2 separate regions of the Homo sapiens genome follow, and region 2 is linked to region 1. Evidence: chromatin loops called from intact Hi-C (ENCODE). Cell type or tissue: Caco-2. All regions are shown on one strand.

Region 1 (8,000 bases):
CCTTCCTTCCTTTCTCCCTTCCTCCTGCCTTCCTTCCTTCCTTCCTCTTCTTTTTTCTAAAATGAAATATGCATAATGTATGATATCTGGGAAGATACGTGTAAACTCACATATCTCCTTCATGAGTTTGTGCTGATTTATTTCCTAGTATTATTGTAAATGGAATTTTATTCGCAATCCTCTTGTATTTTTGGTTCATTTTAGTGTTTCCAGGAAAGAAGTACAATAAAATCAACATTGTGAGATAATCATAACAGTGGTTTAAGGGAAATCCCAAAGATGCAAAAATGTTTACTCTTGACAAAGTTCAACAGTATTCTTAAGTAAAAAAAAAAAATCTTTGCAGACCAGAAATAGTGGGGGAAAGCCCTCAATTTGATCAAAACAACAACCAAACATCTACCTAAAAATTATAATCAAAACCTCAGCATGCTTTTCTGGGGGGGTAAGGGGCCTGACTTAATGGACAGTGGATTCTAAAATTTATATCGAAATGCACAGGGCTAAGAAGAGCAAGCAGTCTTAAAGGAAGAGAATAAATCTGGAAGACAGCCTACCAGATAACATGGTGGACTAGAAAACTGCAGTCATAAAGATTGTGTGGTATCCACATAAGGAGAGACAAAAAGAACAGTGGAGCAGAAGAGAATCCAGACATGAAGCCACACATACACCTGATTTACAAGAAACATGACACTGCAGTGCAGAGGGAAAGATAGTGCCTTCACCTGTTGAAAAAAAATGCAACGTGACCCCAGTTGCGAAAAAATAAAAAAAATCAACTCCATCTGGAGTGAAGGGCTAGATGTGAAAGATTAAATGAAAATGCTTATATGCAGCACATGCATGACCTTGGAGTAGCCAAGGCTTTCTTAAGCAGGACACAAAATGAGCTAACCATAACAGAATATAAAAAAAGTTATAAATTGGGCCATATTAAAATTGAGAAATTCTGTTTACCAAAGACCCCATCAGGAAAGTGAAAGTACACTAATGGGAGAAGATATTTTCATTCTGTCTTTCTCTGTATATGTGTTAAGTCTGAAATGCAATGTAATATGACATTAATAGGCAACCCAATAGAAAAAGGGTAAAATACTTAACAAGCACTGCACAAAAGAAAACAACCACATGACCCATGTGGCCAATAAATAAATTGGCAAACGATTGATATAGTTTGGCTGTGCCCCACCCAAATCTCATCTTGAATTGTAGCTCCCGTAATTCCCAGGTGTCATGGGAGGGACCTGGTGGGAGGTAACTGAATCATGGGGGCAGGTTTTTCCCGTGCTGTTCTCATGATAGTGAATAAGTCTCAGGAGATCTGCTGGTTTTATAAAGGGCAGTTCCCCTGCATATGCTCTCTGGCCTTCTGCCATGTAAGACGTGTCTTTGTTCCTCCTTCACTTTCCATCATGATTGTGAGGCCTCCCCACCCATGTGGAATTGTGAGTCCATTACACCTTTTTTCCTTTTAAATCACCCAGTCTCCAGTATTTCTTCATAACAGTATGAAAATGGACTAATACGACAATCAACTTCACTACTCACCAGGGTACAAAATTTTAACCACTATAGGGTGCCACTAAGTACTCATTAGAATGATTAAAATTCAGAGAGACAGATAATGCCCAAATTGGCAAGTATTGGGTGTTATTGGAACTTTCATAAAACTGTAAGTGGGAATATAAAATGTTAAAATAAATGTGACAGTTGTGAATTTCTTCTAAAATTCTTGATAAACATACTCTGTTTCTCAGCAATTCTACTCGATAATGCCACAAACTAAAAAATGTGCACATAAGCACACCAGAAGACATCTCCTATAATGCTGTCAGTCCCAACTGAACACTACAGAAATGCTCAGTCACTAGAATGAATATAGTATAGTACACGTACACAGTGAAATACTATTCAGCAAAGTAAATAAATCATGTATAACCAGGCACACTATTATGACTGAGTCTCACACACATAACAGTGAGCAAGCTGCATTTGCTGGAATATATTAGGCTGGTGCAAAAGTAATTGCAGTTTTTGCCATTATAGCAAAAACCAAAATTTTTCTGTATGTATATTCTACTTTTGAAAAGGTTCTAAATTATTTTAAATCCTAGATTTTTGAAAGCTATAACAGGCATGCATGTATGAAAACAGGAATATTATTTACTTACTAAATGTTCTTGATTTTAAAAAATCAATTTCAAAGGTTTCTAGCAATATTGTTGCCAATTTCCTTTTTAAAGAAAATGAAGGATTTTTACTTTTTACAAAATAAAAGTAGAACTAAAGTATAAAGGAATCACTATTTGCTGTGGTATCATTAACTTTAAAATAATTGACTATGCTGTGGCCCTTTGGACAAATAATCCAATCTTTTGGACAAAAAACAAACAAATATACACACACAAACAAAACCTACATGTTCATGATGTCCATGTCCTGGCAATTTTTATCTACTTATATGGACAGAGGGGTGGAAGAATAAGTAGCATTAACACAGAAAAGCTTTAACATGAAATAGGTGACTTGGTAGTGATTTACAAATAAGTTAAAGTTAACATTTAAAATGTTTATGCTAACAAAACTTGATATTTAGGAGAGACTTTAAAAGACATGACTCCTGAAATTTTGGCTTCTTATTTTCTGATAATCAGCATTTCAGTGTAAAACTGTGTAATTCTATTTATTATCCTTCCAGACGCTAAGGTATAAAATTACACACAATTGACAGCCAAATTACTGCGTCTGCCTTCCAAGGGACACGGGGAAGCTCCAACACAGATTCTTTTGCAATTAAATCCTTGCAAGGAGTAAGATTTTTAGGGCCAGCTCAGCTTTTATCTGTAATCCAGCAGTTATCGCTGCTGAAATGGATTGCAGGAGGTGGTAAGGAAAAAAATGGGAAAACAGGATGAGGAAGGAAGTCAAACAAACAATGCTGGACTTTTGCCTAGGGGCCTTGTAGTGACAAGTACTCAGATGCAACTGAAACCCCAGTGCTGCCTGCTGCTGCACTAAACTCTTGAAACCAAGTGTCAGACAGACTCAAAAATAGAACCATTGGTACTAAGAGACTAGATGTATATGTTATCACACACTAGCTAATATCCCTGAATCCAGTGTAAATTCGAAGTCTGTACTAGCAGTGTAGGGTATATTAAATCTATTAATAATATATATTCTGGCAGGGTATAAACCTCTTATTTGAGACCTCACAAGCCTTTCTTCAATCTGTGCCTCAAACTAAAGCTCATGCAATGACAGATGAAGAAGACAAAATCATTTCAGAAGTAGCTCTCTACCCTGGCATGAAATTAATTTCACTGTATTCAAAGCAGGGTTTCTCAAATGGAATGTATAGTTGACCATCTCGGTAATAGTTCAGCTTTAAACCCATTGGCATACCTGATGTTGTAAATTATCAATCCATGAAATTCACATGCTTTTACATTTTTGGGATTAAAAAGCTTGAAGACAGCAATTTCCATCCAGTTATCAAATACACAACGACAACGATTGCCAGAAAATTAACTTAGAACACACTTTTTAAAACACATTAATTAATTAGAGGTAAAGAAACACATCTGCTATATGGAATCAGCACCACTGCCTCCTAAAATGCCACAATGCACCAGTTTTACTATAAATATATATTCTTTCCAAATAATATCAATAATAACAAAGGCAGGATCTCATTTTTAAAGTAATCTCTTTCTCCAAGACACATACAGACATGCACACACGCAAGCGCAACTTTGCAGAATGCAAAATTTTCAATTAACAAATTGGGAGTCTCTTTATGGCAGAACTGGGAGTATTTTTTGTTTATTACCAGATGGAAAGCATCTATCATATTTTATCCTTTTCTAGACCTCAGGCATAAATTTAAGGCACTGTCTTCTAAGAAATAACTCGACTTGTTTGACTACTAAGAATACTGCATCCTAATCACCCAGCATTAAGAGTGGCATTTGTTTCAATTTTTTGCATAATTAGCTCATGTCTTTACTTGATATCCTTTAACATTTATGTAAAGTGGTGATCATGAATAATACTCTGTCAAGACAGAGTGGGCCCTGTTTCTTTGGCTGGGCTTAGGTATTATGTCATTGCCCTTGGCTGAGGCACCTAAGGAATACCAATAAGAAAAAGGCACATGACTAAGCATTTTAAGTTCTTCCCACAATGTGCTTGGCTAAGGCACTAGCCAAAGAGACTACTTTAAAAATATTTATTTGCAAAGAGAAATAAAACAAATGAGTAATTTCTTGAAGATATATCACATTTCAATACATCAAAGCGTAACTATATACATGTTTTTGTATAACCATTCCCTGTAGGATATATTTGCCTTTGGTATTATAAAAATCCTTTACATTTAGGCTGGAACATTTTGTCCTTTAAATAGTTAACTTCCTACAGCCTTGGGAAGTTCAGATGCGTAGAGGGTAGTGGTTAAAGGTGCTGCCTTGGAGGTGAGGGTTACAGGTGGACAAACAGGCTGAACATGACTGGCATTCCCCTATGTCTAGGACTCTAGTGTTCTCTTTGTGCTTTTTGTTTGCTTATCGGCATTTTTTTAACTGATAGCAGTATTTAAATATTTGGCAATCAATCTTTCATGAATTCTAGTATATTTGTTCCATTTCTTCTTGACTGCCTGAGAACAAGCTCTCATTTGTTCTTTGTACTATGGTGAGGTTTGGTTTGTGTGGAGCAGGACAGGCAGCGAACCCAAACAAGTCCAGCGGAATCTCTGACGATAAAAGGATGCTGCTCACAGATATGGCAGCACTGTATATTAAACCGATGTGAATCACAACAGGCTCCGTGACTTATCATTTGTAGAAACAGCACATTGTTCTTCTAGAATTTTGAAGACTTTTCTGTAAGACTTGTTGAATATACCTCTATTTCCGAACAGTGCCTATACATTGGTATCTTAAAAATGGGGCCCTTCCGTGTATGTTACAGCTTAAGTTCGTTCTAGAACTGATATTGCATTATTTGAAATCAATGTTTAGGTGTCCACAGGCTTTGCTTACAGCTTTGTAAAGGTCTTAAATACTGAGTTTGCTCCCTTTATTACCCAGTCAATCTGGAATGAGATGATTCCTTGGTATTTCAAAGCTGCTGACATATCTGATGGACTGGATGAAAATTTAAGGCTCATTTAGCTCTACAGATTTATGTTATGTTCTCTATTTCTTGCTCTAAGCTTACAATTTGCCTTAGCCAATAATGTGCTTTTCTTAATTCATCAATGAGCAGTCCGAATTAGGGAATATTCTTTTTTTTTTTTGAAACAGAGTGTCAGTCACCCAGGCTTGTGTGCAGTGGTGTGATCACTGCTTACTGCAGCCTTAACCTCTCAGACTCAGGTGATCCTCCCACTGTAGCCTTCCAAGTAGATGGGACTACAGGTGTGGTCCACCATGCCCAGCTAATTTTTGTATTATTTGTAGAAAAGGATTTAGCCATGTTGCCCAAGCTGATCTCAAACACCTGGGCTCAAGTGATTCGTCTGCTCCGTACTGAGACTATGGGCATGAGCCACGAAGCCTGGCTTGGAATAGTCTTTGAAAATATAATAATAACAATGAAGATAAGTAGAGCTGGTATTTTATTGAGAAGTCAACTCACCACTGGATAATGAGGACAACTCATTTCCTATATCACTGAAATTACCCTTTTCCATATTCTCATGTGATAAAAATAGCTGTATTTTTGTTGTTGTTGTATCCAAAAAGCAGTTTAGCCTTAAAGTAAAATGTTATCATTGTTTCTGTGTACATCCAATGAGGCAAGTTATTATTATCTCATTTTATAAATGAGGAAACAGATTCAGAGAGGTTAAATAATTTGTCCAAAATCATGTTTGTGTTCTTAACCACTAGACAGACCTATCTATAATCATTTATAGTTTTAAGTTTGTCTTCTAGGAGCCATGGCTAACAACCACCACATCATGTTCTTATTGGGTTTGTATAATAATGATAAATCAGATTCTCCATCCCTCTACACCACAACCAAGGGGGATACGTGCTGATGAGGAGAAATTCCAGCTTCCTCAGAATCAGGTAAGTTTCTAGGTGTGCCAGGACTCCAGGGGGGTCTCCTACCCAGTAATCCCACTAAGCGATTCTTTACCACCATGGTTTTGTCAACCATTCTAAAGGTAATCAAGGTTGATATTGTATACACATTTTAAAATCCTTTATCTGATTACATTTAAATGGTATAGTGTTGTGCCTCCTTAAATAAGAGGAAACACCTATCACCTTTCTTTTCATTAAGCCTCCTATGAGAGGGTTTACAAGTTGAGGGAAAGGAGGAAGTGTCTATTTCTTATAGTCTTAATATACGAATTGAAGATGAAGAGCTGGGAAAATATATCTTCTCCATGAAAACTGATGAAAAATATGAGACTTAACCAAAAGATTTCACAAACAACTGTAAGTATAAAACTTTAATATTTATTATAGTGAAACTCATTAACAGCTGGGTCAGAAAACATGAAAAGGAAGTAAGCATCTTGTATTAGTGCATTCTCACGCTGCTATCAAGAACTACCTGAGACTGGGTAATCTATTAAAAAAAAGATGATTAATGGACTCACAGATATGCATGGCTGGGGAGCCTCAGGAAACTCACAATTACGTCAGAAGGCGAAGGGGAAGCAAGGCATGCCTTACATGGCAGCAGGAGAAAGAGAGTGAGCAAGCAGGGAACTGCCACACACTTTTAAACCATCAGATCTCATCAGATGTCAAGAGAACTCTATCACAAGACAGCACCAGGGAGATGGTGCTAAGGCATTTGAAACCACCCCCATGATCCAGTCATCTCCTACTAAGCCCCACCTTCAACACTTGGAAATTACAATTCCACATGAGATATGAGTGGGGACACAGATCCAAATCATAACACATCTAGAGCAACATCAAAAATGTATGGGACAATCTACTTAGGCAGTTCATGATAACATAGCAATATTTCCTGGAAAACTAAAAAAAATTAATAATAAGGGTTAAAGGAGGAAAGTTAACTATTCTAGTAAACTTCATCTTGAACAGGTATTTCATTTCTAATAGATGTTTTTGGAAGCTTGTGTCTTCTAGAACTTTTCTGTAGTTATAAATACATTTACACATATTTAATGACCATTTTTGGAGTTTTGAAAAAGTAACTCCTTTTGTGTATGAAATTTTGAAGTTGCCCGCAATAGTTCTTGCCATATATAGCATTTCTTCTCAAACATGACATCCATGACTGGCAAAGGATTTGGGTTTTTTTGCTTGTTTGTTTGCTTTTGCTAGTTCTTAAAATCCCAAACAAGTAGAACTTGTACTTATTCATGAGGTCCACGTAGATCAAAGGTTAGATTTATACCCGTGAGTACAATTCAGTGAAAAGTCAGGAAAATAGAAAAGTGATTGCGAAAATGGAGTTTAGACTTTCCCTTGGGGTTCTCAGACCAGGAAGCTTGCTATTCTGGTGATGAGAAATGGCACACTGATTTGGCTATCTAATTTCTTGAGAGTCTTATTGCATGCCCAGGAACCATAAAAGTGGAAGTTTCTTCTGCTCTTCTGTCGGCATTCTATGGCCATAGAGTTAATACTTGGGTTACACTCAGGAATCCGAGTTAAGAAGTGCCTCCAAAATGCATCAAGGTACCTACTTTTAGCAAGTCCCAAATATTGAGACCACAAATGGTCTTTATCCAATTCTAAAGCAAAACTATAAATATGGATCTGAATTTAAATTGTCTATGATTAAAATATGTGACTTAAATTTCCATTCCTCCATCTACCATCTAGAGTTTTCCTCAGCTGACACTGTCAGTGTTGGAGGCAATCACTGAAGTATTTACCTGCTTACAGAATTACATACCTATGCTAATACAGCAAGTGTGTGGACACACTGTTTTGTCAAGTATGGGAAAAACATTTGCTGACACCTAAATTCTAAGCAGTATGTGAAGTACACTAAAA
Region 2 (8,000 bases), 72 kb before region 1:
CACCCATGAGACACGCCCAGCCCTCATCTCATTTCTTTTGAGTCCTCCAGGATGCTGCCTAGATTGGCCTTGAATTGTGGCCCTCATCCAGGCATTTGGCTGCCTTCACCCAGTACCAGCCCATCACCTGTCATGCCTCCTGCTTTCCCCAGCCAGATGGGCAGCCCCAATTTCTTAGCAGCTCTTGTGGAGAAGCTGTGTTATTTCAACAACCATATGCCAGAGCTTAGCACCTAGCAGTTTGTGATAAATAGACTTAATATAGTCAGGATCTCTGTTTAAGGAGAAATGCTAATGATGATAAAGATTTACATTTTGTGATGCAACAATGTGATTATATAAACCTAAGGAAACAAATGAAAATAAATCACGTTGTGCTATTTGGTTTACAGTTTACGTGATACGATTTTCATTGTTTTCCGATTTTCTATATTTTGTATTTTAAGTCATAGGAAAATAGAGGGGTAATTCGAATTTTCAAGTTGAAGATGTGCTTATTACCATTTTAGAAATATAATAAACATTCATATCAAAGGGAAATTTGGCATGTCAGAAAAATGACACTAAGTTTTTGTTTCAAAATGTGGCCATATATTTCTTAATGTTTTTTACCTTTTAATAGCACCTTCAATTCTACATTCTCCCCCAGCGATCACAAAGTCAAAAACATCCTATTGTAACATCAAGGCACATATCTGAGGACTCTTCTCTCTAACTGAGCCTTCTTTATTATTCTTGGGCAAATTATTTAATCTATTTTAGCCTCTTTTCCCATCATCATTCTCACAAAGGGTTAGTGATAGATAAGGTAAGAGCTTATCTTTCACTTACCTTAGAGAGTTGTTCTGAAGACTGAATGAAATAAACCAGGTGAAATATTTAGCACACTGCTTGCTTAGTGAATGCTCAATGCATGTTTGTCATCATCATTCTCACCACCATCATTAAACATATATACATAGTCAACATTTAACTTGGGATTTTCTCAGCATTCTTCAAAACAGTTTACCACAGATATTAATATTCTGGTTCTAAAACAGTATCCGGCAAAAATTAGGCATTTAGTAAATGTATATTAAGTGTTGGTCACATATTATCTTCTTTGGTAGCTTTACTGAGGCAAAGACCATGTTGCATCCCATCTGAGGCTAGATGAAGTATCAGGAGCAGCAAAGACAATCGATGCTCGTTGAGTGAATGATGCATAGCCGATGTTAAACATCCATTAGGAAATAACATAGAGAGCTTTGCATTCTATTACAATGACAGGTGACAATGGATGCACTCCCAACGAGAACAATTTATAACCTCTCCTTTCTTGCCTTTTGCTGATAACTGATTACATATTTGAAGATCATTGCTGCAACCTATATAGTCTATCCAGCTGTATGAGACCAGCCTCACAGAGCAAACTTAAAGCATAGTGAAGGGAGAGATCTATCCTAAATCAAGCAGACACAGTGCATGATTATTGGCTATTAATTCTGTGGACACACAGCGTGAGAATTTAAATTCATAAACATTAAATAGGTAACTGTTAAATAGAGAGCACTTATTTAATTTGGTCACTTAACATACTTTCTGAATCTCTATGTGTTAGAAGAAAGATTGTAAATTTTCCATGACAAACGTGATAAAAGTATAATTTATTTCTCAATTTCTGTATTGCATGGTTTAGTAGAAAGGACCCTGGGCTGGAAGACCCAGGAATACAGCCATAGCCTTGGCTTTGTAATTTTCACAAGTCACCTTACATTACGGCTTTAGTTTTCATCTGAAACCTGTCAGTTCCCTTCCAGCTGTAAAACCCTAAGTTTCTAATAATAACCCCATCATCAAAATCTGGTGTTTTGTTAGTATCATTCTCCCAAAGCATTGCCGCAGACTACAATCAACTCTATTATCCATGTTAGATTTTAACGTTATACCCGGGCTCTATCTACAGGGAGACAATATCAAATCAGTGCTCACAATGATGATTTGCTATACCCACGCAACTCCTTCTCCATGCGAATGAGACCTTCTCTGTGTAAATTGAAATTGCACATAGAGAACAGAGATATCATAAACGAGTATTTCCCATTCATTCTAATCACAGTTGACTCATGACAAGATGGCAGACAGGACCATAGCAGGTATCAGACTGCATTACTCAGGACCAATTAAGCCAAGTTATTCCATATAGACACAGGTTTTTTTCTTGAACGATGAAGGGAAAGACAGAAATTTTTGGCCATAGAAAAATTTACTATGATAAATACTGTCTCAACAAGCTACACATACACATGTATTTTTGCAAAGAAGCACCCATGCGTTTGAATTACTGTTAAAGTCAAGTTGCTGTGTGAAAACTGGGACACTTTCAGCATATATTCTCCAACATTTCTGATATCAAGTTACAGTGGAGCTATTTGGCATGGTTGGATGCGATGGGCTGGCTTCCCTATGCCATATGCTATTGAATATGCAAGTTTTTCTACAAAAGTTTCCATAACTGATACTAATTTCACACTTAATCCACATATACTAGCTATGCTGGAAGTTTAATACATAATATAATTATGGAGGAAACGATCAGTCTTTTTCCAAGGCTTGTTCCAGCCCTAAAGCAAATCATTCTGCATTATCTGTGGTAATACGTGGAAGCACAATAATGTTATTTTGAAATAACATGAGATTTTTTTTTAAGATTCTACAGTTTCTGATTTGGAGTTGTTTCTACACTTTTAAAAACTTCATATTTTTAACACAAAAACACAAATGTAACATAAGGTTATGGTATCATGTATATCGAGGCACACTTGCGTAACCATCGAGTCTCTCAACAATGAATGATCCTAAATTCCTGCACTCAGAAGCCTCCAATGACATCTTTGTATTTTATGACTCTACACTGGAATAATCACAAACCTACAAAGGGGCATTTCTCAGATGTGCACAGGTTTAGTGGTTCAGTACAGAGTACTAGAGGCTGGAGTCCACGTTTCTTCAGAGAAGAACTTTTGATGAATTTACTACAGTGACAATCTCAGTTCATCTCCAAGTAGAACATAACAAGAAAGACAGGTCCCTTCACTGAGGTCTGAAAAGAACTAATGCACCGGGGACTTCCTGCACCTGCTCTTATGGCTCTCTTTTTTCTGGTTGGATTGCCTCCTCTTCCCTTATCGAAACTCTGCCCCCTTCTCAGCCAGTCCTACTCACTGGTGCCCTTGACCACTCTGCCCTGGCCAGGGCTTACAACAATGAGCCCATGTTGCTGTGAAGCGGGTGCAGGGGGTCTGCACGTCTCATTCTCTCCATCTATGGCCTTCAGTTCTGGTGCTCTATCTGTGTTGCTGTCACAGTGATTCCTCAGCTAATTAATCCCCTGGTTATACAAACTCAACCATGTTTAAAAAGTGATCCTCATAAATCATCATGGGCAGAAATGCTTGTTAAGGAAAAAAGGCCTTCTAGGGCTGGCTCCTTTTGGAACTATCTCAGATAAGGGTAAGAGGGTGGGCAGGAGGTGGGCTGTGAAGCCCTAAAGCCTGGGGCTGGAATCTGTGATCCCCTCACTGCACCCCACACTTGCCCCACCTGTGACCTCCACCTTCCCACGTCCCCTCCACAGGACTCTTCAGCCTTTGCAGACACTCAAGACAGCGTGTGCCCTTTCACCTCCTAACAAAACAGTCATTTGAATTGTTTCCCTGACTTATGACGCCCTGACTCAAACACAATCACACACTAAGGCATGAAATCTGAAAGTACTTTTGTTGTAAGTTGCAGAATGAAATGCTTTTGTTCTTTGGCTAATGGAATTTCAAGCATCAGCAAACAGTGGATTTTTATTGTTCTTTTGTGTCTAGAAGGACCAGTGAAGAGACTCTCCAGTCCTCCCTGGGTTAATGGAGGCTGAGTGAGGACGCTCCTGGTGACACAGGGAACCCTGCATTAACACAGTTTCTTTCCCCCAACAAAGCCCTGCTCAAAAGAATTTTAGGCAATTTGAAGACGGATGCTAGAGGCCTAAGGAAGGAGATAAGCTTCTGTCTGTTCCCCTCCAGGAGTTCCTGTCTAAAAGAGCCCATCTCTCCTTGTTTTAACAAAGTACCTACACACTTTAACAAAATGATTGTCAAAACAAAATTAATGCAGTTCCAACGTTTACTGGTGATAATATACACTAGAGCTTGTAACGTACATTCAACTGTATACGCATCATCACTTCGTTTTGCAAAACTTATTTTGTTTCTCATCATGCAAAGGAAGCAAACCTTAAAAAAAAAGACTACAATGTTGTCCTTTTACTTGACTCAAACATAGCATATAAAAATATGCTATGTTCATTGATCCATAGCTTACTCACAATTCTCAAAATTCTTTGTATGATAGATTTGACAAGGAATTTAAATCGAATATTTAACTAACTTTTACTAATTTAGAAAAGCAGGCTGTCTGAAGAAGCCGAAAGTCATTTTTGTGTTTATTGTAAGATAACCTTTCCCCAGTGGCAGCCAGCAACACATCTGCATTCCTACCTTCCTTATGACACACTCACTATGGAGAGCTCTAGGGCTTTTTAGCTGCAGCCAAACATCCATGCTTGAGTTACATATCAAAGGAGATTTTTCATCCTTAGCCCAACTCACAGCACTTAGAGCACAATGTGCTGAATTTTTAACAGGAAACCGCCTCTTTGTGTAGTCCCTTCCCCAGGAGGCTCTTGTCAAAACATGTGATATTTCAGAGTTCAACTTCCTGGCTGCACAAACTGATACATTGTCTTTTTGTACCATGAGTAACATTTTCAAATTAAAAAAAAAACACATAATCATATTTCATGTCCTCAAAGAATTTAGGAAGAGGTTAAATTTAAACATTTTGATTCAGATCTCAGCCTTTGTAAATAAGGATACATAACATTCCATCACCTACCTATGAGACCACAGAAATATCAAAAGCTAGGACAAGAACAGCAGTACTGTGAACCACACACAGTTAAAAAGCGTTCATTGTCCAACACCACAAGTAAGTTCAGCAGTTCTCAAATAGCATCCATCCCTGCCCAGGGCCACTGTCTGTGTGTCTTCCCATTCTCCCCAGGTCTGCAGAATCCCAAAAATGTGCACATGAGGTTAACTGGCACGCCTACACAGTCCCAGTGTGAGTGTGTGTGGGTGTGTGTGAAAGGTGCAGCGATGGGATGGTGCCCTGTTCAGGGCTTGGTGGCCACCTGGTACCCTGAGCTGCTGGGATAGGCTCTGGGCCACCCAAGTCCTTGAACAGAAATAAGAAGGTAAATCACTATCTTACTTGTTTTTTTGTTTGTTCGTTTTGAGGCAGAGTCTCGCTCTGTCACCCAGGCTGGAGTATAGTGGCACTATCTTGGCTCACTACAACCTCCGTCTCCCAGGTTCAAGGATTCTCCTGCCTCAGCCTCCTATGTAGCTGGAATTGCACGTGTGTGCCACCACACATGGCTAATTTTTGTATTTTTGGTAGACAGGGTTTCACCATGTTGGCCAGGTTGGTCTTGAACTCCTGGCCCTAAGTGATCTACTCGCCTCAGCTTCCCAAAGTGCTGGGATTACAGACATGAGCCACCATGCCCGGTCTATCTTACTTGTTTTTATTAAACTTTCCTAAATGTATGGATAACACACATTCATTTCTTGTTGAATATTAGAAGCGTTTTGGTCTTCATTCAGAAGTTTGGTGATGTTTTTGTGACCAGAAGCCGCCATACAAACTTAACTCTTGTTTATACCAACTCGCCTATGGTGAAATTGGTTCTGTCATATGTTGTTTTGCTTCAAGTCGCAGTTTCCGGAACCTATCGATGACGTTAAGTGTGCACCTGCTGTGTATGCTGCCTTGTTTTAGGCAGTGCTGATCCTCAGGCCTCACTTCCAGGTGCTGGCCCAGCTGGCTGAGGACAGGGGCAGCTGGTGCCTTCGGTAGAATCACGCCAGCCACCACTTGCTAGAGTTTGCCACACGCCAGCCCTCTTCTAAACATGTCTAAGCATTTTGTTATGTATTAACACTTAATCCTCAGAATACCCCTGTGTTTTAGGAACTATCAGCACCCCCACTTTATACATAAGAAAACTAGGGTGCAAAATTAAAACCAAAATTACCACTTGATCCAGCCATTCCACTCCTAGGTACACACCCAGGAGAACTGAAACAGGGACTCACACTGACACCTGTACACCAGTTTTCACTGCAGCCCGAAGTGGAAGGACCCACGTGTCCATCAACAGAGGAATGGAAGAAGAAAATATGGTCTGTCCATACTGTGGAATATTATTTAAAGTGAAAAAGAAAATAAAATTCTGATACATGCTCAATATAGATGAATCTTAATGACATGCTAAGTGAAGTAAGCCAGACACAGAAGGACAAATACTGTATGAATCTGCTTACATAATGTACCTAGAGTAGGCAAATTCATAGAGACAAAAGAAAAAGAAGGTGGGGTTGGGGGAGAGCAGATGGGGAGTTACAATTTATACTTTCAGTTTTGGAAGATGAAAAAATTCTGGAAATGGATAGAGTGATGGTTGCACACTATTGTAAATATACTTAATAACACTGAATTTTATACTTAAAAATTATTAAAATGGTAAATGTTATGTATTTTTTTACCACAATAAAAAAAAAGAAAAAACTAAGATGCAAAGAAGTAGAATACAGTTCTCCAAATTGTCAGGCCTACAAATGGCAGAGTGTGGCTTAGAACTCAGGCAGGCTGGCGCCAGAAGCCTCGTCCTTCCCTACTCATGCAAAGATACACTGTGCCCCACAGTACCTCTTTCAAGTCTCCACTGCATCCCGCACAAGGCCTTCTGGGAGCCTGCCCTGGAATCCCACCCCCTGTACCCTTCCCACCCATCCACCTCTAGGCAGAACTCAGGCTCGAGGTCTCCCCACCTTTGCTCCATCTCAGCCCCTTCCCTTTATCTCCAAGCTCTAAAGCTCCCCTTAGATAGAAGCAAAGGTGGAGTCAATGGCAGTTCCAAGGCATCTCTGAGACTTTTTATCAGTTGTTCCTCTAGTGATAGTTTCTCACCAAGAGCTTGGTCATAGCATGACACTCCTCTAAGCTGCTGTGTCATTATATTTAATATTTCATATAAACCTGTCTTCTAAATTTTACTGTATACTCTTAACGAGAAAGGGTGATCTTATGCTTTATGTTTCCCTGGGCACTTAACAGAGAACAGTGGACACACAGGCGTGCAATAAACATTGTGTAATAAATGTCTTCCTAACAGTTACCCCAGGGTGTAGTCAACATAATGGCAATGGTTTATGACTTGGGTACGGCGCTGCATTAAGGGTGTTTTTCCAAACAGATTTAAACAGATTTCTTTGGAAAAGTAAATAAACTAGAATAATATCATAATAACATAACAATATTAATAGAGTCAATTTAAAAAACCCATGCAGTATGAGCACTCATATAAAGAGAGCCACATTTAAAAGCTCGCGGGGGACTTATCAATCAATGTCATTTTCACAATGGGTCCCCAAGCCTGGGAATCTCATACAGGGTTCAGAAAGAATGAACATATTGTTACTACTGCAGTTGTACTTGGTGTCAAATGACAAGATCATCCATCAAGGAGGCATCACTGTAACTTGGAGACAAGCCGCACAGGTCACAGGCACAGAAGCTTTTGGAGTTGAGATAATTTTCACAGACTTGAAGCTGTGCTCTTAAGTAATGGCTTTCTGGGTTTTCATTTGTATACTCACTTTGTGTCAACAAGTAAAACACAGCAACCCATGAAATGAAGAGTTCTTATTCCCAGTAGTTCACATAAAAAAAAAATGAAATTTCTTATTAGAAATATTCAAGAGTTCGTCCTCCATGTCATGGAGTTATCAAAAGTCAAAGTAATTGAAATATATCAGAGGGACTGGGACAGCCTTGAACAGAGTGGGAAACAACATCCCTTGGAAAATACCAAAAGGGAGGTGCAGAGTCTGGGGCTGGTGTCAGGT

The links. Hi-C counts contacts between places; a loop is a spot of excess contacts. Peaks named below come from ENCODE experiments on the same cell type or tissue, not always from the same donor. Only the 100,000 strongest peaks of a DNase experiment are listed, where the experiment ranks them.
Region 2: a loop joins it to region 1, with 6 times the contacts of the local background. A loop is called at or near these places in 4 of 110 quality-filtered maps.

Annotation. Positions count from the first base shown.
Region 1 is chr5:11,592,291-11,600,290 of GRCh38, forward strand. All of the region lies in intron 2 of CTNND2 (catenin delta 2), which reads right to left. Among named protein-coding and RNA genes, the nearest start is that of CTNND2, 310 kb to the right of the region's middle. In Caco-2, no CTCF peak of the experiment used is centred here; a DNase peak (open chromatin) is centred at 4,491.
Region 2 is chr5:11,520,599-11,528,598 of GRCh38, forward strand. All of the region lies in intron 3 of CTNND2 (catenin delta 2), which reads right to left. Among named protein-coding and RNA genes, the nearest start is that of CTNND2, 380 kb to the right of the region's middle. In Caco-2, no CTCF peak of the experiment used is centred here; a DNase peak (open chromatin) is centred at 3,623.